Regions from separate parts of the Homo sapiens genome. Here all the other regions are linked to region 1. Evidence: read pairs that join two places in POLR2A ChIA-PET (ENCODE). Cell type or tissue: OCI-LY7. All regions are shown on one strand. Region 1 overlaps LOC105378671 (a long non-coding RNA gene). Region 2 has its middle 3.4 kb from the start of ZMPSTE24. Region 3 overlaps RLF (RLF zinc finger).

Region 1 (2,500 bases):
CTAAGGCAAACCTTCATTCCAGTGATTCCTGTCATTTCACTAACAGCCAAAATCTTGGTACCAGCATGAACAACTTTTGTTCATCCACCCTCAAAAGAACTAATGGGGATCCCTGGTAAGGCTCCTCTCAGGTTGTAGTCCTCTTGGCTTTGATGAGGATTCAGACTTTATTCCAGCTATACACTTCTAACTGGAGGAAGTAAGAATTAAAGCTCTGCTGCAAGATAGGAGTTTCATTTGTTATTCTGTAGAGATTCTGCTGATCATAGATTTGTGACTTTCAGTCGGGTGCAGTGGCTCACACCTGTAATCTCAGCACTTTGGGAGGCCGAGGTGGGTGGATCACTTGAGGTTGGGAGTTCGAGACCAGCCTGGCCAACATGGTGAAACCCCGTTTCTACTAAAAACACAAAAATTAACTGGGCGTGGTGGCACATGCCTGTAGTGCCAGCTACTCAGGAGGCTGAAGCAGGAGAATCACTTAAACCCAAGAGGCAGAGGTTGCAGTGAGCCGAGATCACACTACTGTATTCCAGCCTGGGTGACAGAGCAAGACTATGTCTCAAAAAAAAAAAAAATTGTGACTTTCACTTTTCTGTGAGGTTAAGGTTTTTGTTTTGAATTACTCCTTAGAGTTTTTACAACTTTTTCTCTCATTCAAAATGTTGATAAGGTGAAAAACAGTTTATTTTTAAAAAGAGGAAGTAAATCTTTGTGGTTTAAGCAAAAATGTTATAATATTTAAAGCTAGCCAGGTTCTGAGGCTTGGTTCAATTGACAAATTCAAGCTTGCTTCTTGAGTGACCAAAATTATGAAATACTCTGTATAAGGATGAAATAAGTCCTGAAGATAATAGACACTGTTTCTCCCAGCTAAAAGTCACCTTAAGCAACTAAGGTCTAGTGTGAGTATCTGAGTTAATCACTCCTGATAAGTAACAGTCTCACAGGAAATCCCTTAAGTAGAATTTAAAGGAAACCTTGCTTAATCTGGTGAGCACACATAAAGGATTGATTACCCTGTATCTTAAGCATCCAAGTTTGTTGGTATCATTGAGATTTGTATGTGAGAAGAACTGACTCAAGAGTGACACCTTGAGGAGCTATTTTCGCAAGCAGCACACTCGATCTCAAAACAACTTTCACTAAGTCTTTTGGTCTTAGGGATCTCAAAACAACTTTCTTGATCTCAAAACAACTTTCCCTAAGTCTTTTGATGCACTATGGGCAACTGTGCATCTAAAACTGAACCTTCCTCCTTAAGAGAGACCCACTATTAGAAACTCCAGCTGGATTTATAGTTAACACATATGACATGATGCCTTTTCAGGTAAGTATTTAGAAAACTGCTCGTGAATAACTCACAATGACTCCAAATTATAATGGCCAAAATGGTGTGCCTTTGAAATGCCTAATCTAGTTTACTTATATGCTCAATTAGAATAAGCTGGCTCTAAAATAAAACAGAGCAATTGGAAAAGTTATTTTCAATGGCATTTAGAGGCTTCCAAAAGAGGTTTTGATAAAGTTCTTTCTTTACAGAAAGAAAACAAAAGATTCTCTGAAACAATTTCTGAAATAAAAAAGCTGCTGAAATTTCTCCTCCTCAACTCCTCCTTCTCTTTATCCTTCATTATCTCAACTACTTTTTCTTCCTCCTCCCACTTCTACTCCCATTGTTCTGGCTCCATTTTGTGAGTAGCTGGTGTCTGGTAGGGGAGAACCTACCTTGGTTTATGAACCAAGGTGAAATCTAAAGGCATAGTTAAAGAATTCCCTGACTCTCACCTGGACCCTACTCATTTTACCAGACAATTTGAATGGAATATTCAAGCTTATGATCCTGTTGTTTTTTTTCTAATTTATACTAACTAGTTCACATGTTAACATCAAAAAGTAAAGCTAAAGGCGGAGCTTGGTGGCTCATGCCTATAATCCCAGACCTTTGCAAGGCCAAGGTGGGTGGATCACTTGAGGTCAGGAGCTCGAGACCAGCCTGACCAACATTACAGGCATGAGCCACGCGCCCGGCCTAAGGAGTCTTATATCTCAGTCAAGAATCAGTCAAGGAGACTTATATAGACTCAGTCAAGGAGTCTTGTATCTCAGGTACCATCTGAGTCAGGTACAAGAAAATAAGAAAGGAAATTAATCTATAATAAAAAGTCAAGATTAAGAGGTCATGCTCTGTGACTTGGTCTCCAAAGTCAATCTTCCACAAAACCTAAGCTTTTAGAAGCCCCAAATAGACAGACTATTCCTTTTCTTTCACATTTTCCCCTTTTCTTCAAGATCTTTGAAGAAAGCATTACGGAAGAAGCATTTGTTAGAGAGTAGTTATATCTCACATCACTAGGAAGTCTCATTCCTAGAGAGTCATGCCCCACAGAGAGGGGAAATGTTTAATTCATAAGCCGAAAGAAGCCAAAGCCTAATTATGAACAACAGAAGGAAAGTATAACTTAGTGGTCTGATTCTGGTTGTGTGACTTATTTTCAAT
Region 2 (2,500 bases), 100 kb before region 1:
GTTTAGAGTCAAGCTGCTTGATTGCCAGCCACGGCCGCACCATGTATTAGCACGTTCTTTAATCTGTGCATCAGATCCTCATCAGTAAAATGAGAATAACATAGTATGTACTTACTTTCTCATACTGTTAGGATCAAATGAGAAAATTCATGTAAAGCTCCTAGCAATGTAGATGGCCCTGAGTGCCCAATAAAGGTTAGCTACTGCTTGGGAGAGGGGCATCATAGCATTGATCTGTCACCATGTGTCTGAAGAGATAGGAGAGTAGGAGGCCGAGGTGTCAAAAAGCCAAGACTGACTGGAATTCATTCATTCAATAAATACTGAATGTCTGCGAAATGCCAGACGCATTTCCAGGTGCCAGGGATATAGCAGTGAACCAAAGCCCCTCTCCTGGAGCTTACATTCTTAGCTGGGGTGGATGCAGTGTTTGATAAATAATAAGCAAATATTTAATAGTAAAAGTGGAAGTGGTGATAAGTGCTATGAAGAAAAAGCAGCAAAAAGGCAATACAGCATGTTGGTGTGAGGGATGCTGCTTTACATAAGTTGGTCAAGGAAGCCTTCTCAGATTAACTGGCATTTGAGTCCCCCAAAAAAAGTAAGAGAACAAGCTGTGTGGATATCTGAGGAAATTGCCAGTCAGAGTGAAGAGCAAGTGCAAAGGCCCTGAGATTGGCCAATGCTTATCATATCTGAGGAATGGCAAGAGGCTGTGGAAAGAGTAAGGAAGAGGGGGAGTGCAGATCCATGCCATCATGCAGTCTTTTAGTTAAAAGACTTTTACTTAGAATGAAAGAATAAGCCATTGCAGGATTTTGAGCAGAGCATTGCAGAGTTTTGAGCAGACAATCCTTCTCATTACAACGTGGAGAATAAATTTAATGGGGAATGGAAGGAGGGAGTGCAGTTAGGAGGCCATTTCAAGAATCCAGGTGATTTAGCAGTTGCCAAGGATATCAGAAAAAAAGAAAAAAGAATCCAGGTGAGAGATGGTAGTGCAGACTAATGTGGTGGCAGTGGAGAACTAGTGAATTATGGAAAGTGAATAATCACTTGTTTCTCTTTTCAGAAAGACAGTACTAATAGAAGGGCTGGCCTGTGTGGAGTCTAAAAATGGGAACCTCAAAACAGGCTGTTGGCAGGATTTTGCTAAAGGAGAAAGACTGGCAGGGTGTGCTGGCTCACACCTGTAATCTCAGTTCTTTGGGAGGCCAAGGTGGGATAATTGCTTGAGTGCAGGAGTTCGAGACCAGCCTAGGCAACACAGTGAGACTTCATCTCTATAAAAATAAATAAAATGACTGAATTTGAAAGATAAAGATTATTATCCCTAGAGTGATAGACATTGCTGTAGGGTAGTCCATCTACCCTGTCTAACCTAAATCATAGAGTTGCTCTCAAGCTTTTTCCCTATCTTGCCTTGATTCTCTGCTTACCAAGCATTCAAGGTCCCTTAATTGAAACTCTGGCCATAAGTGCTCTGGCCTCAAGAAAAGAATGATCCCCCTTGGCTGGGCGCAGTGGCTTACGCCCGTAATCCTAGCATTTTGGGAGGCCGAGGTGGGTGGATCACTTGAGGCCAGGAGTTTGAAACCAGCCTGGCCAACATGGCGAAACCCCATCTCTACTAAAAATACAAAAAAAAAAACAAAAGACAAAAAACCAGGCATGGTGGTGGACGCGTATAATCTGGAGGCTGAGGCAGGAGAATCGCTTGAACCCGGAAGGCGGAGGTTGCAGTGAGCGGAGATCACACCACTGCACTCCAGCCTGGGTACCCTTACAAGAGCAGCTGTTATTTCTTTTGCATCTAGCTCATTCTACTTTCTAGCTCATACGTTCTGTCTCTCATATAGGCTACTAATTCTGTGTTACTCCCTGTTAAAAAAGAACAAAAACAAAAACCCTGTAATGGTCCATTTATGATAGTATAAAGCCCAACCTATATATGGTATATATGGTATGACCTTCGAGGTCCTTCATTACCTGACATCAGTCTACTCTTCAAAACTCTTCTTTTTTGGCCGGGCGCGGTGGCTCACGGCTGTAATTCCAGCACTTTGGGAGGCCGAGGCGGGTGGATCATGAGGTCAGGAGATCGAGACCATCCTGGCTAACACGGTGAAACCCTGTCTCTACTAAAAATACAAAAAATTAGCCAGGCGTGGTGGCGGGTGCCTGTAGTCCCAGCTACTTGGGAGGCTGAGGCAGGAGAATGGCATGAACCCGGGAGGCTGAAGTTGCAGCGAGACAAGATTGCGCCACTGCACTCCAGCCTGGGTAACAGAGCGAGACTCCGTCTCAAAAAATATACATATATATATATCCTTCTGGGCCGGGCGCAGTGGCTCATGCCTGTAATCCCAGCACTCCGGCAGCCCAAGGCGGGTGGATCACCTGAGGTCCGGAGTTCCAGACCAGCCGGGCCAACATGGTGAAACCCCATCTCTACTAAAAATACAAAAAGTTAGCCAGGCATGGTGGCGGGCGCCTATAA
Region 3 (2,500 bases), 79 kb before region 1:
AGATAACTCCCTACCTTTCAGACGAGCTGAGACTCTAGCTTTTTTGAAAGAGAGGCATTACCTAGCCTGTATCAGCTAGGATCTGGTTCTGTTGTGAGTGGCAGACTTCCCACAACAGTAGTGGCCTAAAGAATATAGAAGTTTCTCCCTCTCATTTGGAATGTAGTCCAAGTAAAACAGGCCATGTTGCTTTAGTGGCTCCACAGGACTAGACCATGGGTCTCTTGACTTATTAGGATGATGTGATAGAAGTTTATCATTTGTAAGTAAGAGCAGAGAGGACTTGGGGAAAGTCAGCTAAATTTTAAAATAATTCAGTTTCTCAACAAGTTACTAACTCCTTTTGGAAGACTGTGAGGTGGACAGCAAAGAATGGCCATTCTTTCTTAAACAGCCTAATCTGGCTGGGATGGTAACATTTGAAAAATCACTAACAACATTTTTCAAAGAAAAGTAACCAGAAATACTATTATATATTCTGAACAGATATGCCAAAAAGTTACTGAAAGGAGTAGTGAATAAATGTGAATCAGGATATGCAATGTGGAGCTGAATTTTGAAGAAATTGGTGGGTCTTAAACTAGGAAGGTGAGGGATCAAGAGTGACTTGGCATACTGTTGCAAGCGCACATAGGATATAGCCAAGTCATTCAATCTTTGCTTTTTTTTTTTTTTTTGAGACAGAGTCTCACTCTGTCGCCCAGGCTGGAGTGCAATGGTGTGATCTCGGCTCACTGCCACCTCTGCCTCCCAAGTTCAAGCAGGTGGGGCAGCTTACACCTATAATCCCAGCACTTTGGAAGGCTGAGGTGGGAGAATTGCTTGAGGCCAGGAGTTCAGAACCAGTCTGGGCAACAAAGCAAGACCCTGTATCTACCACTGCTCCCCGCCAAAAAAGAAAAAGCCAGGTATAGTGGCACACGCCTGCAATCTCAGCTACTCTGGAGGCTGAGACGGGAGGATTGCTTGAGCCAAGGAGTTTGAAGCTGTAATGAGCTATGATCGCACCACTGCACTACAGCCTGGGTGACAGAGCGAGACCTGTCTCAACCAAAAACTGAAAACTAAAGTCAGAGATGGAGGATGTCAGGTTTCAAGCACCAACTTGTTGCACCCTTGCTGCTTGAAAACAGAGGTAAAGACTGAGTGTAGCTTCTAGCACCTGAGAACAGACCCTGATTGGCAGCCAGCCAGAAAACAGAAACCTTAGTCCTACAACCACAGGAACTGAAACCTGTCGATAAGAATAAGCTTTGAAGTGGATTTTCCACAGAGCCTCTGATAGAACTTAGCCTGGCAAACTACATTTTAGCCAATATGATAATCTTAGAAGAGAATCCTGCCACATTGTGCTGGATTTCTGATTTACAAAACTGAACTGATAAAAACGGACATTGTTTTAAGTATTAATTTTTGTGATGTTATTCAACAATAGAAAATTAGTACCTTTATTAAAGATTTAAACAAAACAAAATGTTCTAATGGCCAATTATAAAGTAATTGTTTAAACAGGCAAGTTCTATAGTTACCTTGAAATGTTCTTTTTTTTTTTTTTAAAAAAAAAAAGACCAAGTCTCACTCTGTCACCTAGGCTGGAGTGCAGCAGTGCAATCTTGGCTCACCACAACCTCCGCCTTCCCTGTTCAAGCGATTCTCCTGCCTCAGCCTCCAAAGTAGCTGGGATTACAGGCGCCCGCCACCATGCCCGGCTAATTTTTGTATTTTTAGTAGAGACGGGGTTTCACCAGGTTGGCCAGGCTGGTCTCGAACTCCTGAGCTCAAGTAATCCACCCGCCTTGGCCTCCCAAAGTGCTGGGATTACAGGCTTGAGCCACCGTGCCTGGCCTCTTAAAATGTTCTTAACGTGACAGGAGACACAACTTCATTCACAGTAATTAGAAATAAATATCACCTAACTTGTTTGACCATCAATTTGTTTCTGATTAATTATAGGAAGTCAATCTGGAGAAACAGTCAGATGTGGTCAATTCCATTAATCTTATTAAAACTCATTATTTCTTATCTTCCTTTAAAGGGAATTTCCTGAGAAGTTATCTTCCCACTCATTTCTTTCCTCCAGCTACAGTTAGCAGAGAAGGCATAAAGTACTCACTTCAGTTTGTATAACTCTAATGAGGCAAAATAAATGCTGCTGCGTTTTAGCTATGACACCAAACTGACGACAGCGCTCCAAAAAAGTATCTAAAGAAGGGTCAATTCTTCTTTGCAGTTTACTCCAAAAAAGAGTCAGTTCCCTATAAAAAAAGAAGATCATGGTAAAACATTTAAAGTAACTGGTATTTGCTGCCCTGCCCCCGGCAACCCAATTTTTTGATCTGTAGAAAGCTGACAGTAGAGAAAACAAAAACTAGATTAAAAGCTGTCTATATTCACCACTGCTTTCTCCCAAACTGATAAAATTGTTAAGAATCCTCCGTAACAATTCCCTGACTTCTCTCTTGTGTTTAGGGGGAAAAATAAAAACAAAACACTACCTCCT

The links. Peaks named below come from ENCODE experiments on the same cell type or tissue, not always from the same donor. Only the 100,000 strongest peaks of a DNase experiment are listed, where the experiment ranks them.
Region 2: POLR2A ChIA-PET joins it to region 1 with 10 read pairs; 16 of 35 experiments call an interaction of 5 or more read pairs at or near these places.
Region 3: POLR2A ChIA-PET joins it to region 1 with 11 read pairs; 9 of 35 experiments call an interaction of 5 or more read pairs at or near these places.

Annotation. Positions count from the first base shown.
Region 1 is chr1:40,151,801-40,154,300 of GRCh38, reverse strand. All of the region lies in intron 2 of LOC105378671 (a long non-coding RNA gene), which reads left to right. Among named protein-coding and RNA genes, the nearest start is that of RLF, 8.3 kb to the left of the region's middle. RefSeq lists a silencer at 447-586 and an enhancer at 787-846. In OCI-LY7, CTCF peaks have their summits at 901 and 1,100; DNase peaks (open chromatin) are centred at 740 and 1,090; H3K4me3 peaks cover 1,623 bases; H3K27ac peaks cover 1,767 bases.
Region 2 is chr1:40,253,598-40,256,097 of GRCh38, reverse strand. No RefSeq gene overlaps it. Among named protein-coding and RNA genes, the nearest start is that of ZMPSTE24, 3.4 kb to the left of the region's middle. In OCI-LY7, no CTCF peak of the experiment used is centred here; no DNase peak of the experiment used is centred here.
Region 3 is chr1:40,231,272-40,233,771 of GRCh38, reverse strand. RLF (RLF zinc finger) reads right to left here. Exons shown (of 8, transcript NM_012421.4): 7 at 2,114-2,255. Among named protein-coding and RNA genes, the nearest start is that of TMCO2, 15 kb to the left of the region's middle. In OCI-LY7, no CTCF peak of the experiment used is centred here; a DNase peak (open chromatin) is centred at 1,181; H3K4me3 peaks cover 805 bases; H3K27ac peaks cover 2,458 bases.